3 separate regions of the Homo sapiens genome follow, and regions 1 and 2 are each linked to region 3. The links are chromatin loops, found by intact Hi-C in ENCODE. Cell type or tissue: Caco-2. All regions are shown on one strand. Each heading gives the region's core, and the rest is flanking DNA. Links, peaks and the distances in the headings are about the cores only. Region 1 overlaps PLEKHM3 (pleckstrin homology domain containing M3). Region 2 overlaps PLEKHM3 (pleckstrin homology domain containing M3). Region 3 overlaps PLEKHM3 (pleckstrin homology domain containing M3).

Evidence for each region. Peaks named below come from ENCODE experiments on the same cell type or tissue, not always from the same donor. Only the 100,000 strongest peaks of a DNase experiment are listed, where the experiment ranks them.
Region 1: a loop joins it to region 3, with 4 times the contacts of the local background. A loop is called at or near these places in 4 of 110 quality-filtered maps.
Region 2: it touches region 3 in a loop (6-fold over the local background); 2 of 110 quality-filtered maps call a loop at or near these places.

Annotation. Positions count from the first base shown.
Region 1 is chr2:207,970,056-207,975,862 of GRCh38, reverse strand. The region is part of intron 3 of PLEKHM3 (pleckstrin homology domain containing M3); the gene reads left to right. Among named protein-coding and RNA genes, the nearest start is that of PLEKHM3, 53 kb to the left of the region's middle. RefSeq lists an enhancer at 4,805-5,338 and a silencer at 5,404-5,698. In Caco-2, for the core only: a CTCF peak has its summit at 2,463 (motif pointing right); a DNase peak (open chromatin) is centred at 1,492.
Region 2 is chr2:208,011,062-208,016,868 of GRCh38, reverse strand. All of the region lies in intron 1 of PLEKHM3 (pleckstrin homology domain containing M3), which reads left to right. Among named protein-coding and RNA genes, the nearest start is that of PLEKHM3, 12 kb to the left of the region's middle. In Caco-2, for the core only: no CTCF peak of the experiment used is centred there; a DNase peak (open chromatin) is centred at 2,788.
Region 3 is chr2:207,845,375-207,851,181 of GRCh38, reverse strand. The region is part of intron 7 of PLEKHM3 (pleckstrin homology domain containing M3); the gene reads left to right. Among named protein-coding and RNA genes, the nearest start is that of FZD5, 78 kb to the right of the region's middle. RefSeq lists enhancers at 1,510-2,009, 5,683-5,807 and a cis regulatory region at 5,749-5,762. In Caco-2, for the core only: no CTCF peak of the experiment used is centred there; a DNase peak (open chromatin) is centred at 3,201.

The DNA of each region.
Region 1 (5,807 bases), core at 541-5,540, 120 kb before region 3:
CACTTCGGGAGGCCAAGGCAGGTGGATTACTTGAGGTCAGGAGTTCAAGACCAGCCTGGCCAACATAGTGAAACCCCATCTCTACTAAAAGTGCAAAAATTCGTCAGGCTTGGTGGTGGGTGCTTGTAATCCCAGCTACTCAGGAGGCTGAGGCAGGAGAATCACTTGAACCCAGGAGGCAGAGGTTGCAGTGAGCCAAGATTGAGACTGCACCACTGTACTCCAGCCTGGGCGACAGAGCGACACTCCATCTCAAAAAAAAAAAAAAAAAAAAAAAAAAGCTTTTAAAACCTCACTGAACCCGATCTAGATATCTGTTATAAACTAAATAAAATTATTTTCCTTCCATTAAACCCCACAGTTTGTGACATTAAATTTACCATGAGAATGGCTTTAAATGGAAATCTGATTTGGAAGGTTTTAATTCAAGTCTATTAGGTTTAACATGTTGTTTAAAAATCATCAAGAAGCTCACCACCAGCCAAAACCACATTTAAAATTTTGTCCTTGCTCCTGCATTGAAAAAAGCCAAATAAAGGTGGCCATTGAAAACCCACGTTTTGAACTTAGGTTAGTTATGATGCTAGTCTTTTCTATGGAAAATAAATTACCCAGAGTGAGGACTGAGTGAATCATCCTTGCTTTGACTCAAGGGCCTCAGTGATTGTGGACCAGAAACTTGCAGAGTGGGATCAGAGAGACCAGAAACACTGAGCCAGTTAAGAAGCTCTACTAGACTGGGCGCGGTGGCTCACACCTGTAATCCCAGCACTTTGGGAGGCCGAGGCGGGCGGATCACAAGGTCAGGAGTTCGAGACCAGCCTGGCCAATATGGTGAAACCCCGTCTCTACTAAAAATACAAAATTAGCCGGGTGTGGTGGTGGGCGCCTGTAATCCCAGCTACTCGGGAGGCTGAGCAGGAGAATCGCTTGAACCTGGGAGGCGGAGGTTTCAGTGAGCTGAGATTGCACCACTGCACTCCAGCCTGGTTGACAGAGTGAGACTCCATCTCAAAAAAAAAAAAAAGAAGCTCTACTAGTTTATATATATGTATCTGTAGGTATGAAAGACCTGTGTTAAGTCACCCAGATACTTTTGGAAAATGGTTTTGAAATGATGAGATACTAGTTTTAGCAGTTTTTTAAAAAAATAGAAATTACTGACATTTCAGTGTCTTATACTAGTACATATATTTTTAAGTTCAGACATTCAATAATAATTTACTAAGTGCTTACTCTGGACATCCTGGAATTATGGTACACTTCCGTGGCTTTAGATTACAGACGTGGTCAGCAAATCTGTTGTGTTATTGGAGTAAGGAAGAACAGCTCAGCTTAGTTCTCAAGATGTGGAGATTGGAGTAGCTGAATCAAGAAACTTTCTAGTAAAAGAGGGAAGAAAAGCCTCAGGTATTTCACAAGAGGTATTGCCTAATTCACCTCCCTCTCAGAAGTGTGCCTTCTGATGGAGTGTGCACTGCCCATGCTCTGCACTGCATTCGTAGCATTCCTGACACTCAAGAGGAAGGAGAAATGTAGGTAAGAAGGTGCCATTCAGCAAGCTCATTCGCATCCGGCAGCTGGAGAAATGAAATCAGGAAAAAAAGAAAAGTGAGCAAAAGAAGGAGAAGGAAGCTGAGTAGAAAAGAACAGGAAACGTATTATTATAATATAATGGGCAGGAATAGAAATTTCTGGCAGCTGCCTTAGTTAGGTTCCATATGATAGGATGCTTCCCTTTGCTGTCTAAATTTTGTGCTCACGAAATTTGGCTTGTGGAGGATAGGTTGGGTAAGGGTAGTAGTACGGAATCAGGGGAGGAAGGCAGTCTAAAATTTATTTGCACTGCTTGACTTTTAACTTTGTGCTTTGGTTCGGAGTTTTAACGAACGGGGCAGAGAGAGACAGGTTTCTAATTTGGGACAGGGAGAAGTCAGTCTTATTTTGTATAGTGTGGCACATTCCAAAAAAAAAGAAAAGAAAGAAAAGCTGTTCCATTTATATGCCCTTTCTTCCCTCAGAAAGTGCTGCATTCAGTTGCTTTGTGATACTTGTGGTTTACCAGGTTGTTTTTCATACCAGCACTTGAACTCTGGTTTTCTTTCTTTTTTTTCTTTTTTTTTGAGATGGAGTTTCGCTCTCGTTGCCCAGGTTGGAGTGCAATGGCATGATCTCGGCTCACTGCAACCTCCGCCTCCTGGGTTCAAGTGATTCTCCTGCCTCAGCCTCCTGAGTAGCTGGGATTACAGGCATGCGCCACCACGCCTGGCTAATTTTGTACTTTTAGTAGAGATGAGGGTTTCTCCATGTTGGTCAGGCTGGTCTCAAACTCCCGACCTCAGGTGATCCGCTTGCCTCAGCCTCCCAAAGTGCTGGGATTACAGGCGTAAGCCACCGCCTGTGCCAGGCTGAACTCTGGTTTTCTAGGTAAGAATACTTTATTTCCTGATCTCCTGTAGGGGGCAGAGTCTCAAAAGAAAAAGGCCAAAACCTGTTAAGCAAACTTCTGAATGTTTTTTAAATTACCTGGGAGACTGTTCATTATATCAGAGATTATTATAGCAGATGGAACGTTAAAAATTGATCTGTGTTTCTCACAAACACAGTTAATCTAAACCAGCTGCTTCTTCCTTTTGTACCTATGTCTTCTAACTTTGCATCCTCATAAAAACACACCTTCAGTGAAAAAGCTGGTGGCATAGCATGTTGATCTTCCAAAATGCCAAAAACTTCAGCACATTGTTTTTGATGAGTTTTGGCTTTACGTATTATTTTAAGGAGAGGCTAATTCACTGTATTTCATGGTTTTAGTGTGCCCCTTTATAAGTTTTTATGTCTACTTAGTTCTTCCCCCTTTAAATAGTTTGGATGAATAAACTTTAGAAGTGGAAGATTGTATGGAGTAGCTCTTTGTTATGATGTCATTTACTTGCTATTCAGGGGAGCCACAAATGTTGGCTTTTAAATCTACAAAATAGTGCAATTGGCCTTATTTCATTAAATTATTTCTGTAAGTGAAGAATTTTCTATATCCTTCTTTAAAATTTAAACAGCCCTGCAGAAAAAAATGGACCATGGTTATGCAAAAATGCCTGAGGTTATGGTTTTAAAAATATATGCTGATACATAACGGTATATTTCTTAAATGTGTACTTGATTTTTGATAGTTGTATCTGATTATGTGTGACTGTTCCGTGGCTTCTTCTGCAGCTCCAGGGTTGCACTGAGCTTAGGAAGCCCCAGCCATAGTGGTCTTCTTTTTTTTTTTTTTTTTTTGAGACGGAGTCTCGCCCTGTTGCCCAGGCTGGAGTGCAGTGTTATGATCTCGGCTCACTGCAACCTCCGCCTCCTGGGTTCAAGTGATTCTCTTGCCTCATCCTTCCTTGTAGCTGGGATTACAGGCGTGTGCCACCAGGCCCGGCTAATTTTTGTATTTTTAGTAGAGACGGGGTTTTGCCATGTTGGTCAAGCTGGTCTCGAACTCCTGACCTCATGATCCACCGCCCCCCCGCCCCCCGGCCTCCCAAAGTGCTGGGATGACAGGCGTAAGCCACTGTGCCCAGCCTTATAGTGGTCTTCTTGCTGTTCCTGGAACCTACTATTATCATGCCTACCTCTAGGACCCTTACACTTGCTAGTTCTACTTCTTGAAATTTGAAAACTTAGTTGTTTCATTCATTCTGTCATTTATTGTGTGCCCAGAAACTTGGATGCACCTAGATGGGTCAGTGCTGGAGGAAAGCAGACATGGTCCTTGCCTTCATGAAATTTGCAGTCCACTAGGGAAGACATGAATCAAATAATCACATCAGTGAATGTCAAAAGGCAGCTGTGACAATTGCTACAGATGTGACGCCCATGCATTGGGTTAGAGAACTCTCAGAGATGGTGCCAGGTAGAACTATGTGAAATTGCAGATTTTTCAGTCATTTTTGACCTATAAAAGTAAAGACAGTTCAGATTACATTTTATGTTTGACCCTGAAGTCACAGAAGGTTCTTGAGCAGAGAAGCACATGATGGGAATGGTATGTAGGAACAGTTAATTTGGTGGTACAGCTTTTCGGGGACACCTGTAGCAGCAAATGAGGCATGCTTCTTCGGTGAAATTACTGGTTGAGGTTTAAAATTGTGTTTGGCAATGGGGAATCTGTGGTGCTATAGTATTAATGCTAAAACAAATGACTATACAGCTTATTAAAATATTTATGAAGTGTGTACCTGTATGTGATTCTATATTAGGTTATTCACAAAATGCCATATAAATTAGATTAAGGCAATAGCTCTTTTTTTTTTTTTAGTTAAAAAAAGTTTTAATTGACACAATATACATCTTTATGGGGTACATAGTGATATTGCAATACATATGTATAGTGATCAGATCAGGGTAATTAGCATATCCATTATCTCAAACATTTATCATTTCTTTGTGTTGGGAACATTCAGTATCTCCCTTCTAGGTATTTGAAACTACGTATTATTGTTAACTATAGTCATCCTATAGTGCTATTGAACACTAGAACTTATTCCTCCTATCTAAGCAGCTCTGTTTTCTTTAGGAATTTGACATTTGTACCTACCTATTTGCACTTAATAGATACATAGTTTTCTTGGCACTAGCACACACAGATATTTTTCCTATAATTTCCTAGCAATCAAGAAACCTTGCAATTGAGTACTATAATAAAAGGGCCCAAGGACTTGTTTCTGAGTGTGACAAGAGATGCAAAGCTCACCTTTGGAAGTGTTCCTTGTATGACTGTTTTGTAATCTGGAGATGAAATTGGATGGCCCACTGTAGGGCAGTGTTCCCAATTCTGAACTGAATTTGAACATGTTAACAGCAAAGACAGCAAGAAAAACAGTGAGCCTGGGGGATCCCCTACACCATTTTCACTGTGTCAGATTTTATGGTTTTACTCCTTGGCTGCTGTTTAACCTCTTGGGACTGCTGTTGGTAATTACATCTCTCTGGCATTAAGAGCTTTTTTGCTTTTCTTTTTTTCCCTCCAACCCTTGGGAGGGGTAAACCCAAGAGGTGGTGGGGAGAAGTTTTGCTGTGAATTCTTCAGCCATTTAGTGCAAATTCCTGTAATTACCGGCATTGTGTCTTCTCTGAATGGCACATAATACAGCAGAAGCCATTCCTAATTGAGACCTTACAGGAGGTACAAATCCCCTCTTTGTTCAGCCTGACAAATTAGTGCCAGAAAGTGGCAGGGTCTGAGTGGGAATCAAAGGCAAGAAACACAAAGATGGAACTTAAGGCTACAGTAATAACCCTCTCTTGTCCTGGAGGGAAAAAAGTAATGACCAATGAAAAATGAAGTTTTTTTTGTTATAAATTCCCTTGACATGACAGCACCTCGGGGCTGCTCTATTTATTTAGCAAAAGTGATTAAATAGTAATACAACAGGGCTGTCCATTGTTTCCCTGGGTGCCCCCCACCATCACAGACCCCTGCTGCCTGGGCTAATTGATTGACAATGAACCTCTGATAAAGAAGTATGTTGTTAGGACCTGGGGTGGGGGGTGGGGGGGCATTTTCCTCCTCTTTGTGTGTTTGAGAGAGAGAGAGTTTCATTTTTGTTTGAATTGCACTCTAGTTTTTCTTTGCCCCACCCTACCTCCTCTTTCCTCTCCTCTCTCTCCTCTCCCCTGCCTTATTTTCCTCCCTGCATTTTTTCCCCCAAAGCTTTTCAGCGGTTGCTCCCAGCTATCATTCACAAACAGGTAGAGGGCAATTAGAATTGTAGGACAGGCTTTTGATGAGTTTATCTTTGTAGCTAACTTCCTCTCCCCGTACT
Region 2 (5,807 bases), core at 177-5,176, 170 kb before region 3:
AAATTCAGATTCAAGTTGCTTGTCAAAAATCACACTTCTCATAATGATACATAGAAAATTGAGACCCGGATTGGCTAATTCCAAATATTGTGGTTCAAAAGTGGTTGCCTCACGCTGAAAGGTTAGCTATGGTCTCTGTATTTTCATGGTAGTATGGTAATATGAAACCAGGGTGTGTGTGTGTGTGTGTGTGTGTGTATTTTTTTTTTTTTTTTTTTTGAGACAAAGTCTCACTCTGTCACCCAGGTTGGAGTACAGTGGCTCGGTCTCGGCTCACTGCAATCTCTGCCTCCCAAGGCTCCAGCAGTTCTCCCACCTCAGCCTCCTGAGTAGCTGGGACCACAGCCATGCGCCACCATGACTGGCTAGTGTTTTGTATTTTGGGTAGAGACAGGGTTTCACCCTGTTCCCCAGGCTGATCTCAAACTCCTGAGCTCAGGAGATCCACCTGCCACCATCTCCCCCCAAAGTGCTGGGATTATAGGTGTGAACCACCACACCTAGCCAGCATATCATCTTTTAGTAGATTATAGAAACAAGACTGAAGGTTGTGGCTCAATTTTGTTATTTTGTTTGAACCCTACATACATTGATATTTGCCCGTCCCCCCAACAAAAGTCAAGTTAGTTTTAGAAGGAGGCAGTTTATTTTATTTATTTATGTATTTATTTATTTGAGATGGAGTCTCTCTCTGTCGCCCAGGCTGGAGTGCAATGGTGCAATCTCGGCTCACTGCAACCTCTGCCTCCTGGTTTCAAGAGATTCTCCTGCCTCAGCCTCCCGAGTAGCTGCGATTACAGGCACCCACCACCACAACCAGCTAATTTTTGTATTTTTAATAGAGACAGGGTTTCTCCATTTTGGCCAGGCTGGTCTCGAACTCCTCACCTCAGGTGATCCACCTGCCTCGGCCTCCCAAAGTGCTGGGATTACGGGCATGAGCCACCGTGCCTGGCCAGCGATTTATTTCAATATGCCTTAATCATCAAAATATGTTTGAATTATCGATTGTAACATCTAATTTGAAATATTTCTTTTAATTCTTTTGACAGAAACATTTGTTTGCAGGTTGTTTTAAGTAAACATTTTTACAAGTGTTTCTATTTATTGGCTAAATAAAAAATGATGTTGCAGGGAAACACTAGTAAAAGGCTTGGGCAATTAGGACTATGTAAACATTTGCAGAAGCACTTGTTTCACCTAAATGAAGTCACAGTTATTATACTCTTGCAAACATTCCAAGTAATGTGTCCAAGGTCACTAAGACAATTGAGGTTAGCTATTTAGTTAGAGAACAACTTTTTACTGTGTTTGTTCAGGAACCTGTCTTCTACCATTCCCGTAGAGAACTTATAATAATAACACAGAAGTATTATAGAGGTGATTTTTTTTTGTAAATTAACTATAAACTACTTCCCTGGGTGTAAATATGATATTTAGCAATTAACTCTCTGGGTCATGGGATTAACAAACAGATTTTGAAATAAATAATAAAGTTGCTGGTGTTTGACACTAAAATTTGAAGCACCATGTTCATGTACTAAAATTTTAGCCATATTATCCCAGGGTAATTAATTTGCTTTGAATTGTCTTATGGGGCTGTGTGTGTATCTTAGAGTCTTGTTTCTACTCACTGACCATATTTCCCTAGATAAGTAACTTCATCTTTTTAAATCTCAGTTTCCTTGTCTGTAAAGTAGTAATAATAGCAGCTCTCTAATAGGGTGGTTGTGAGGATTTAACAACATAATGCAGTAAAAGGCTTAACATACGTTAAGTAGTAAGTACTTTAGTAAGTATGCAATAAATATTAGCTATAACTTTTTAATCTTGGTCTTAGATTAGAACTTATAAGAACTATATTTTGTTTTTAAACATTTTATCAAATATATCATTCTACCTTTAAAATGTGTCCATCCACATTGAAGGTGTCCTCTGCAGGACATGTTTAAAGAGATTAGCATAGCCGTAGCAGTGCCTGATTCAACTATTTGAGTCCCAGCTATCATATGCCTATCATCCTAATGTCAGAGCAAAACAATCCGAGAAGTATGGATCAGTCAGAGCCCCAGAATTCAACTCCAGAATGTTCAGGCATTGTTTGATAAAAATCTATGCCATGCTAATGGTAATAGTCCATAATAAAAGAAATTCAGAAACTGTTTTAATGTAAACCCAGATTAGGGGGATGAAAACATAGTTCTTACTACTCTTTTTTGTTTTTTGAGATGGAGTCTGACTCTGTGGCCCAGGCCAGAGTGCAGTGGCGCAATCTTAGCCCACTGCAACCTCTGCCTCCCAAGTTCAAGTGATTCTCCTGCCTCAGCCTCCCGAGTAGCTAGGATTACAGGCGCCTGCCACCACGGCCAGCTAACTTTTGTATTTTTAGTAGAGACGGGGTTTCACCATGTTGGCCAGGCTGGTCCCAAACTCCTGACCTCAGGTGATCTGCCCGCCTCGGCCTCCAAAGTGCTGGGATTACAGGCATGAGCCACTGCACACGGCCAGTTCCTACTATTCTTATCCTTCATACCTTATAAGCTTTTCTTCTGTCCTGTGTGATGGGCAGAGATTCTTCTGTCCTTCAATTTGTGTATAGTTAAATGACAAAGACTCATTCTGTTATTTTGCCTTATCTTGTGCTTATCTTTGAGGGTCAGAGACAGTGTTTTGTCTGCCTTTGCCAGCCTTGCTTGTTTCCTGACTAAATTGGTTAAGAGGCTGATTGGTAGCCAAGGTTGTTGTCACAGATTAAGTCCAAAAGGGAGGGAGAGGTCATAGATGCAGCCCATCACTGCTGAGTATGTCTGCCCTTTCAAACAAGAGGTGAGTCACCTTTTTGCTTAGATCTTATCACTGGTCTCATACTCTCGGGATGCCAGTTAACAAAGACCTAGGCTCACTTTTTAGCAGGTTCAAGTTCAGCAGAGACAGAAAATAAATCAACTAATTACTTCTCTCATACATTTACTCTGAATGCCCATAGAAACTGGTTTGTGAGAGTGTGCTAAGCCATAAGCCGGTTGTTGTTTTGAAGGTTAAAGTTTTAAGTATTCTCCCTTCTGCTGGTGAGTTGCAATGACCAAAAGAGTTAAAGTCAACAGGAAGTGAGGGAATTATTAATTTCCCATGACATCCTCACCACCCAGCAAAGGCCTTCTGTTGGACAGGAATGTGTCTGTGGGTCAGAAAGACTTGAACAGCTTGTGAAGAAGGCCTTTGCATTCTTGCCTTCCATGTGTGGTTGTTAGTTCACATAGTGCTCACTCTCTGGTGGAACCTTTGAGGCTGTTATTGTAGGCTGACAGCTTCATGCAAGAAGCAGCATGATTTCTTTTTTTTTTTTTCTTTTTGAGATGGAGTCTTGCTCTGTTGCCCAGGCGGGAGTGCAGTGGTGTGATCTCGGCTCACCACAACCTCCGCCTCCTGGGTTTAAGCAATTCTCCTGCCTCAGCCTCCTCAGTAACTGGGACTACAGGCACGCGCCACCATGCCTGGCTAATTTTTATATTTTTAGTAGAGATGGGGTTTCGCTATGTTGGCCAGGCTGATCTCAAACTCCTGACCTCGTGATCTGCCTGCCTCGACCTCCCAAAGTGCTGGGATTATAGGCATGAGCCACCATGCCTGGCCCACAGCATGATTGCTGGAGCAGGAATGATTGGTTTTGTTGTATGTTTTTGTTTCCTTTGTTTTTGATTTCTTTCGACTGAAGTAATCTCTGTATACCTATCATTGTCATTTAATTGTGTTCTGTTACTTAAAATTCTTTATTGTCCCTTAATTAGTAATGATTCCTTATTTATGCTTGTATAACACCTTTGTATACTTCTGTTGAAGTGCTTTTTATATTTGGTTTTGTGTCTTACTTTCCACTAGCTATTTAGCTCTTCAAGAGCAGGAGCTGTGTTTTGTGTCTAATATCTCACATAGTGTTTGGGTACTTGGTCCGTCCTCTATAAATGCTTGTTGAGGATAAATGGTTATGTGATTAGAAATCAGCTAACTTCTAATAGAAGTAGTAATTGTTTTAGAGTTTGTAAAGAACTTTCACATACTTTGTCCACATTTGTGCTTCTCTGCTTTCTCAGGTAGATGGGAGCAGGCATTGGCAGGACTTCCATTTGCAGATAAGAAGGGCACAGAGGCCCTGAGTCAGCCTGACTTGCTGGATGTCAGTTAGCTCAGAAGGCAGTGTGGGGACATGACCCTTTCCTGGTGTCATAAATTTATGTTCTTCCCATTGCCACACTTCTCTCACACTGAACAAACTCAATACTTAGTCTGAGTGGCTGAGGGGTTGGATTCAGCCTACTCACTCCTTGTTTATGGTCCTTCTACTAACATCAGGGCCCCTGTATGATTTAAGGTGATTTAAAAGGTAATTGAACTTGGGTGGCCCAAAGTACTCAGTAATTAGACAAGGATTTGAGGAACTTCGTTTTCTTTTCTTTGGGAACTACAATTGACAATAAATGAATCATGGGTTCTCTTTCATCATCTTTAAAATAGTCCCATTACTTTACTCACCTCTCTTTTTTGAGGTTACTACAAGTATTTATTAAGAAGTTTATCAGGCAGGCGGATCATGAGCTCAGGAGATGGAAACCATCCTGGCTAACACGGTGAAACCCCGTCTCTACTAAAAAATACAAAAAAATTAGCCGGGCGTGGTGGCGGGCACCTGTAGTCCCAGCTACTCGGGAGGCTGAGGCAGGAGAATGGTGTGAACCCGGGAGGCAGAGTTTGCAGTGAGCTGAGATCGTGCCACTGGACTCCAGCCTGGGCGACAGAGCGAGACTCCGTCTCAAAAACAATAAATAAATAAAATAAAGAAGTTTATCAGAGTTCGAGACCAGCCTGGCCAATATGATGAAACCCCATCTCTACTAAAAATACAAAAGATTAGCCAGGCCTGGTGGCGGACACCTGTAATCCCAGTTACTCAGGAGGCTGAGCAGGAGAGTCACTTGAACCTAGGAGGCAGAGGTTGCCGTGAGCCGAGATCACACCATTGCACTCTAGCCTGGGCAACAAGAGTGAAGCTCCGTCTCAAAAAAAAAAAAAAAAAAAAAAAAAAAAAGTTTATCAGAGCACTTAAAAATTTTTTTTATTCCATAGGTTTGTGGGGAACAGGAGGTATTTAGTTACTAAGTTCTTTAGTGGTGACTTGTGAGATTTTGGTGCAACCATCCCCCAGGCAGTATACACTGAACCCGATTTGTAGTCTTTTATTCCTCACCCCCTCCCCACCCTGTCCCCCTAAGTCCCCAAAGTCTATTTTCTCATTCTTATGCCTTTGAATCCTCATAGCTTAGCTCCCATTTGTGAGTGAGAACATACGATGTTTGGTTTTTCATTCCTGAGTTACTTCACTTAGAATAGTAGTCTCCAATCCCATCCAGGTTGCTGTAAATGCCATTAATTGATTCCTTTTTATGGCTGAGTAGTAGTGCATCATATATATCTATATGATGTATAGATATATATATCTCACAGTTTCTTTCTATTCGTTGATTGATGAGCATTTGGGTTGGTTCCACATTTTCGCAGCTGCAAATTGTGCTACGATAAACATGCATGTGCAAGTGTCTTTTTCGTATAATGACTTCTTTTCCTTTGGGTAGATACCTAGTAGTGGGATTGCTGGGTCAAATGGTAGTTCTACTTTTAGTTCTTAAAGGAATCGCCACACTATTTTCCATGGTGGCTGTACTATCTTACATTCCCACCAGCAGTGTAGAAGTGTTCCCTTTTCACCACATCCACGCCAACATCTATTTTGTTTTTTTTTTTTTTTTTTTGAT
Region 3 (5,807 bases), core at 581-5,580:
TCTAACCTTTTTTTTTTTTTTTTTTTTTGAGACGGAGTCTCTCTCTCCGTCACCAGGCTGGAGTGCAGTGGCGCGATGTCGGCTCACTGCAACCTCCGCTTCCCAGGTTCAAACAATTATCCTGCCTCAGCCTCCCTAGTAGCTGGGATTACAGGTGCGTGCCACGACGCCCAGCTAATTTTTGTATTTTTAGTAGAGATGGGGTTTCATCGTGTTGGTCAGGCTGGTCTCAATCTTGTGACCTCGTGGTCCACCCGCCTTGGCCTCCCAAAGTGCTGGGATTACAGGCGTGAGCCACTGTGCCTGGCCAGGAAGGGCTCTAACTTTTAAGAATTACAAATCAGAAGATTAGGCTGACACTGCTCTATGATTTAAGGGAAAACAATGAATATAAAAGCAAAAAAGTCACATAAATCCACAAAATGACCCAGGACTTAGATTTTTTTTTAATCCTTAAATTGCCTCCTATGCAGCTTTCTTTCTGACATTTTTACACATCCCTAATCTTCTCTCGTTATTAAGATCCCTTTCCTAATGCTGCTAAGGAGACAATCCTGCTTTCTACATTTCTGCAGAGATGCTATTTCTGAACCTTGAAATGCTTCGAGATTACAAGTACATAAACACTTCATCTTAAAAACCCTCAGCATGCATTTTTAACATGGGACTTAGAAAATAAACCAACTGTGATAAATCAGTTCCATCATTTCTGTCCTGTCCATTTGGCTTTCGTGAGTTTTTCATGTGACATGTAAGTCATCCTCCTAGGTTTTTCACTATGAAGAACATTGTACTTAAAGACTTTGTGACCTTTATGCCACTTGGCACTGTATTTAAATGTGAGTATTCTATGAGAAGATTCTACTGAAAACTGGTGTTGGTATCCTCCATCTGGTAGGCATTTGCTATGGTTTGAATATGGTGTGTCCCCAGAAAATCTTGCTGAAGCTTGGTCCCCAGCGTAGAGGTGTAGGGAGGTGGTGCCTTTAAGAGGTGATGAGGTCGTTAAAATGGATTAATCTCCTTCTGACAGGAATGGATGAGTTCTGGAGGGATTGGGTTAGTTTGGTGATAGGGGGTTGCTAGAAAGCGAGTTGCCTCCTGTGTTTGGTCCTTTTCCACATGCTTGCTTCCCCTTCCACTTCCCTGCCATTTGTGACGCAGCTCGAGGCATCACCAAAAGCTGAGCAGATGCCAGTGCCATGTTTCCTAGACCTCCCAGCCTCCAGAATCAGGAGCCAAATAAACTTTTAAAAAAATGTTTCCCTGTCTCAGGTATTCTGTTTTACCAACACGAAATGGACTAAGCGTTACATAAATACTTACTGTTTGGTTTAAGCTTGCCTAAGTATATATGCATTCATAAGAACACTGACAACATTTTTTAAATAAACTAATTAGTTAAGGGAATATAAAACACCTCCAAAGATAGAGGAGCATAACACAAGTCTGAGGTAACACTAAAGCTTTCTATATAAGGTTGAAGCAATTGACATACCATTTAAGGTGTTTCACTGATGACAGCATAAGCCTGCCCTGGTCAGCAACATTCACTAACACCAGGGAAGGCATCAGAGGAGGTGTTCTTCCTTTGTTAGTAGGGCATCGGCAGCTCTGTGGTTACTCTTCTAAAAAGGGTTGTTTTTTAAAGCACTGGAATTCAGAGGTGTAGGCTGGACATTGCTTGCCAGTTTTTCTTTGTGCACAAGTAGTTGACCACTCCATCCCCTCTTCTAAGAAATAATGGTGGCACACAGGGCATTGAACTTATTAACACCAAAATCTTACCTGCTTACCACTTGAGTTAGCATACTCTGCTACTACATCTAGTCTGTACACTTTTTTTTTTTGAGACAGTCTCGCTCTGTGGCCCAGGCTGGAGTGCAGTGGCAGGATCTCGGCTCACTGCAACCTCCACCTCCCGGGTTCAAGCGATTCTCCAGCTTTAGCCCCCTGAGTAGCTGGGATTACAAGTGTGCACCACCATGCCCGGCTAGTTTTTGTATTTTTAGTACAGATGGGGTTTCGCCATGTTGGCCAGGCTGGTCTCGAACTCCTGGCCTCCAGTGATCCGCCCGCCTCGGCCTCCAAAAGTGCCAAGATTACAGGCATGAGCCACCACGCCCAGCCAGTCTGCACACATTTAAAGAATATTTTCTACATCAGTCTTGAGAACAAACATCAGCCTCATGGAAAAGTGCATAGCAGATGAGCTTCTAACAGGGTTTATCCGCTTTTTCATTTTTAAAATCTATTTTGTCAGGTAATCTTACCAAAAAAGGCAGCCTCCCATGAAACTTAGTCCAAGCCCCATTGCTTTCATCCATCTGGCCGGACTTCAGAAATGTCCAGCTTGTCCTGAAGAACATGGAGACTCCTCCCAACACGCTCAACGTTTTGAATTGGTCTTTGTCATTTTGCGTTTCACTGCAATCCATACCACCCTGCTCCTGAGGACCTAAACTTGTTGGGGCATGGACTTTGTTCTTTGCCTTGGCACTTTCTTCCCTTCTTTAAGCCTCATGTACACATGAAGCTTCAAATGCCTAATTGTACTCAAACCATATAAAGGCTTGTTTAAAAAGAAGGAACCTGCTTTATTATAAAATGTGGAACTACTTCTTCCCATAGATGGTGCTGAGATGCCTAATTGTTCTCAGCACAGCTTGAACAATCAGTCCATCAAGAGCTGTGTTTTCTGTTGCCCTGTTGCCCTTAGATTTGCCCCTGGGCACAGTGCATGGAGAAGGCTCCATGGAGGCTGAATGTGGAGATGATTTTGCCTAAAGTTGTCACTTACTTACCTGCCAAAAAAACCATCAAGCCCCAGATGTGTCAGTAACCTTACAAAGACTCTTTCATTTTTCTGAGGAACCAGCTGTAGTTTGTCACTTTTTGAAAGAGACTTTCATGTTAAGTGTTTAGGCAAAATTTTTTGGTGGGGAAGGGGTGGGGATGGAGGCAGGTGGAACAAAACTCCAGAGGAGAAGGGGAGAGAAGCACTGCCCAGAAGCTGGGCTTTCCCCGTGGCTTCCTATTTGCTCGGCCTTTGTTTTTGTGAGTCCTTGCACAAACAGACTAAATACCTGGATTATGCCCTCATCTGGACTCAAATACACATACATTACATACCCTTTTCTCCCTAATCAGCCTGACACATTCCTTTGTTGGTAAATGGTTCCAAAACAAACACTGTCAGGGCACCTAATTAGCAGGTTTGTGGGCTGCGCTTGGCAGTCTTGTTACATCCTGTTCAACAATAGAGAACAACAGCCTTGGCTAGGCCGGTCTTCAGGGAGGGAGTAGCTTCCCCCAATGTATATGCCATTTTTTAATGATATTTCCTTTCTGTGGCTTTTCTTGGGAAGCAGCCACTCAGTGAGTATTGCAGTGAGGTGTGGGATCCTAGAAGCAGCTAAAGGAAACTTCTGCTCCTCTGTAGAGTACCTTTTCAGAGGAGCTGTTTGTTTCTAATCGTTCTTTTCTTTCTCTGGTGTTGAAGAGGAACATTTTGAGGAACTTTCTCAGTGGTTCTCTAATACCAATGGTGGAGGACCAGACTCTCGCTTGTGTTTTAGAATTATAAACTAATAGAGATAGAAGGGACTGTGGGGACCCTTTAGACATTTTGGGGGTGGGAAACTTGAAGCCCAGACAGCTCACATGTCGTGTGCATGGCAGAGGCAGGGTGATGACTCCCCAGATGGAATTTGACCCTTCTTCAGCTCTGACTGCCCACTCTTAAATGTGTTTATTGTGTCAATGACAGTTTTCTTTAATGAAAACTCTTCAGCACAATGCTAGTTTTTCTGGATTTTAAACTTTAGTCAAAGAGTAACTTGGTAAATAACATTTCACCTTGGCCTGGTGGCTTCTGTATTCACATGTCAAAATGTTTCAGAATGTCTGCTAACATAACTGAGACTTCTGTGAAAACCTCAGGGCTGACCTGACCCTTTATGCCATTAAGCCACTTGATAAATATGGTGCATTTATAAACACAGTCCTAGCTGCTGAAGCCACCATTGTGTTTTGAGGCCATTTGGTCACTTGAATAGATGGCTGTCACCTAGACACATTTCTTACCAAGCTTCTAGTTAGGTATCTGGTTAATATTGTATTGATCATCTTAGCTTTAAGCATTTCAGACAGCTTAATTTTTTGCTGTTTAAAGAGGAATTGTTCATCGTTTAACTCATTTTAACTTTCTAACTATAAAACTAATTGATATTTATTATAGAAAATTTGAAAAGTACAGAAAATTAAAGAAAATATTCTCCATTATTTCTCCATTTTTCTACACATATGTATTTTTAAATAGTTAGAATCATATTGAATATATAATTTTATATCCAGCATTTTTTATCACATTGTATCAGAACCAGAAAAATAGTCACATTTAATCTATAAACTTATATTAATGGGTACTTTTAAAGAAAAAAAAAATTTTTTTTTTTTTGAGACAGGATCTGGCTCTGTCATCCAGGCTGGAGTGCAGTGGCACCATCTTGGCTTTCTGCAACCTCTGCCTCCCAGGCTCAAACGATCCTCTCACCTCAGCCTGCCGAGTAGCTGGGACTACAGGTGCTCTCCACCACGCCCAGATAATTTTTGTATTTTTTTTTGTAGAGATGGGGTTTCACCATGTTGCCCAGGCTGGAGGAAAAAAATTTTAATTGGCTCTAAAATCATTAAGATCCATCGAATAAACACAGGCAGGCCAGTCCATAAAAAGATCACTGGGCCAGGCGCAGTGGTTCACGCCTGTAATCCCAGCACTTTGGGAGGCCAAGCCTGGTGGATCATGAGGTCAGGAGTTCAAGACCAGCCTGGCCAATATGGTGAAACCCCATCTCTACTAAAAATACAAAAATTAGCCGGGTGTGGTGGCGGGCGCCTGTAATCCCAGCTACTTGAGAGGCTGAGGCAGAGAACTGCTTAAACCCAGGAGGCGGAAGTTGCAGTGAGCTGAGATTGCACCACTGCACTCCAGCCTGGGCGACAGAGCAAGACCCCATCTCAAAAACAAAAAACAAAAAGATCACTGGACTAGGAACAAAGAAGTCTCGATGTCGTTCCTAGCTACTAATTTGTGTGACCTTTGACAAGCCACCACTCTGCTGGACCTTCATACCAGGCATATGGCACTGTTTTAAGCTTTTATTGACAAAAGGAGTAAGATCTTTGCTTCTGCTCCATTGCTCAGCATTTTGTATTTGTGTTTGATAGTTTGTCATGATGTTTTCCGTAAAGTTGGCTGATTTTTATTCTGTTTACCCAAAGGGATTTAGATACAAATCCAAATTGCAGTTCAGTCCACCGTTTTGAAATAATGTAAGCTCCATGAGGGAATAGACTTTTTATATTTTGCTCACTGCTCCATCTAAGACAACACTTAGTAACTGCTCCATAAATAATTCATGAATGAATAGAGAGTTTGCTTTATTCTGTAATTTCAACTATAATCTGTAGTTATTAACATATTTTCTTTTAAATGGCTTTTAAAGTGATTTCAGGAAATTCATTATTTAAGTAGGCATTACCGAGATATGTGACTTTATTGAGTGATGGCTTACATCCTTATCATATGTTGGAGATGGATGTGTTTTACTGGGTCAGTGGAGACTTTAATGTCAGGAGAGAGATGATGTAAAAAATGTGAGCTTTGCTAAGCTACTCAGGTAATTTCATTTTCAAAACATCTTTTAGGTCGGTTTTTAGCATGTGCTTTTTCTTCCCCATGGGACTGTAAATAAGTAACCTGAACACACAATAGGGAAGAGAAGGAGTATTTACCTTTCCAAACA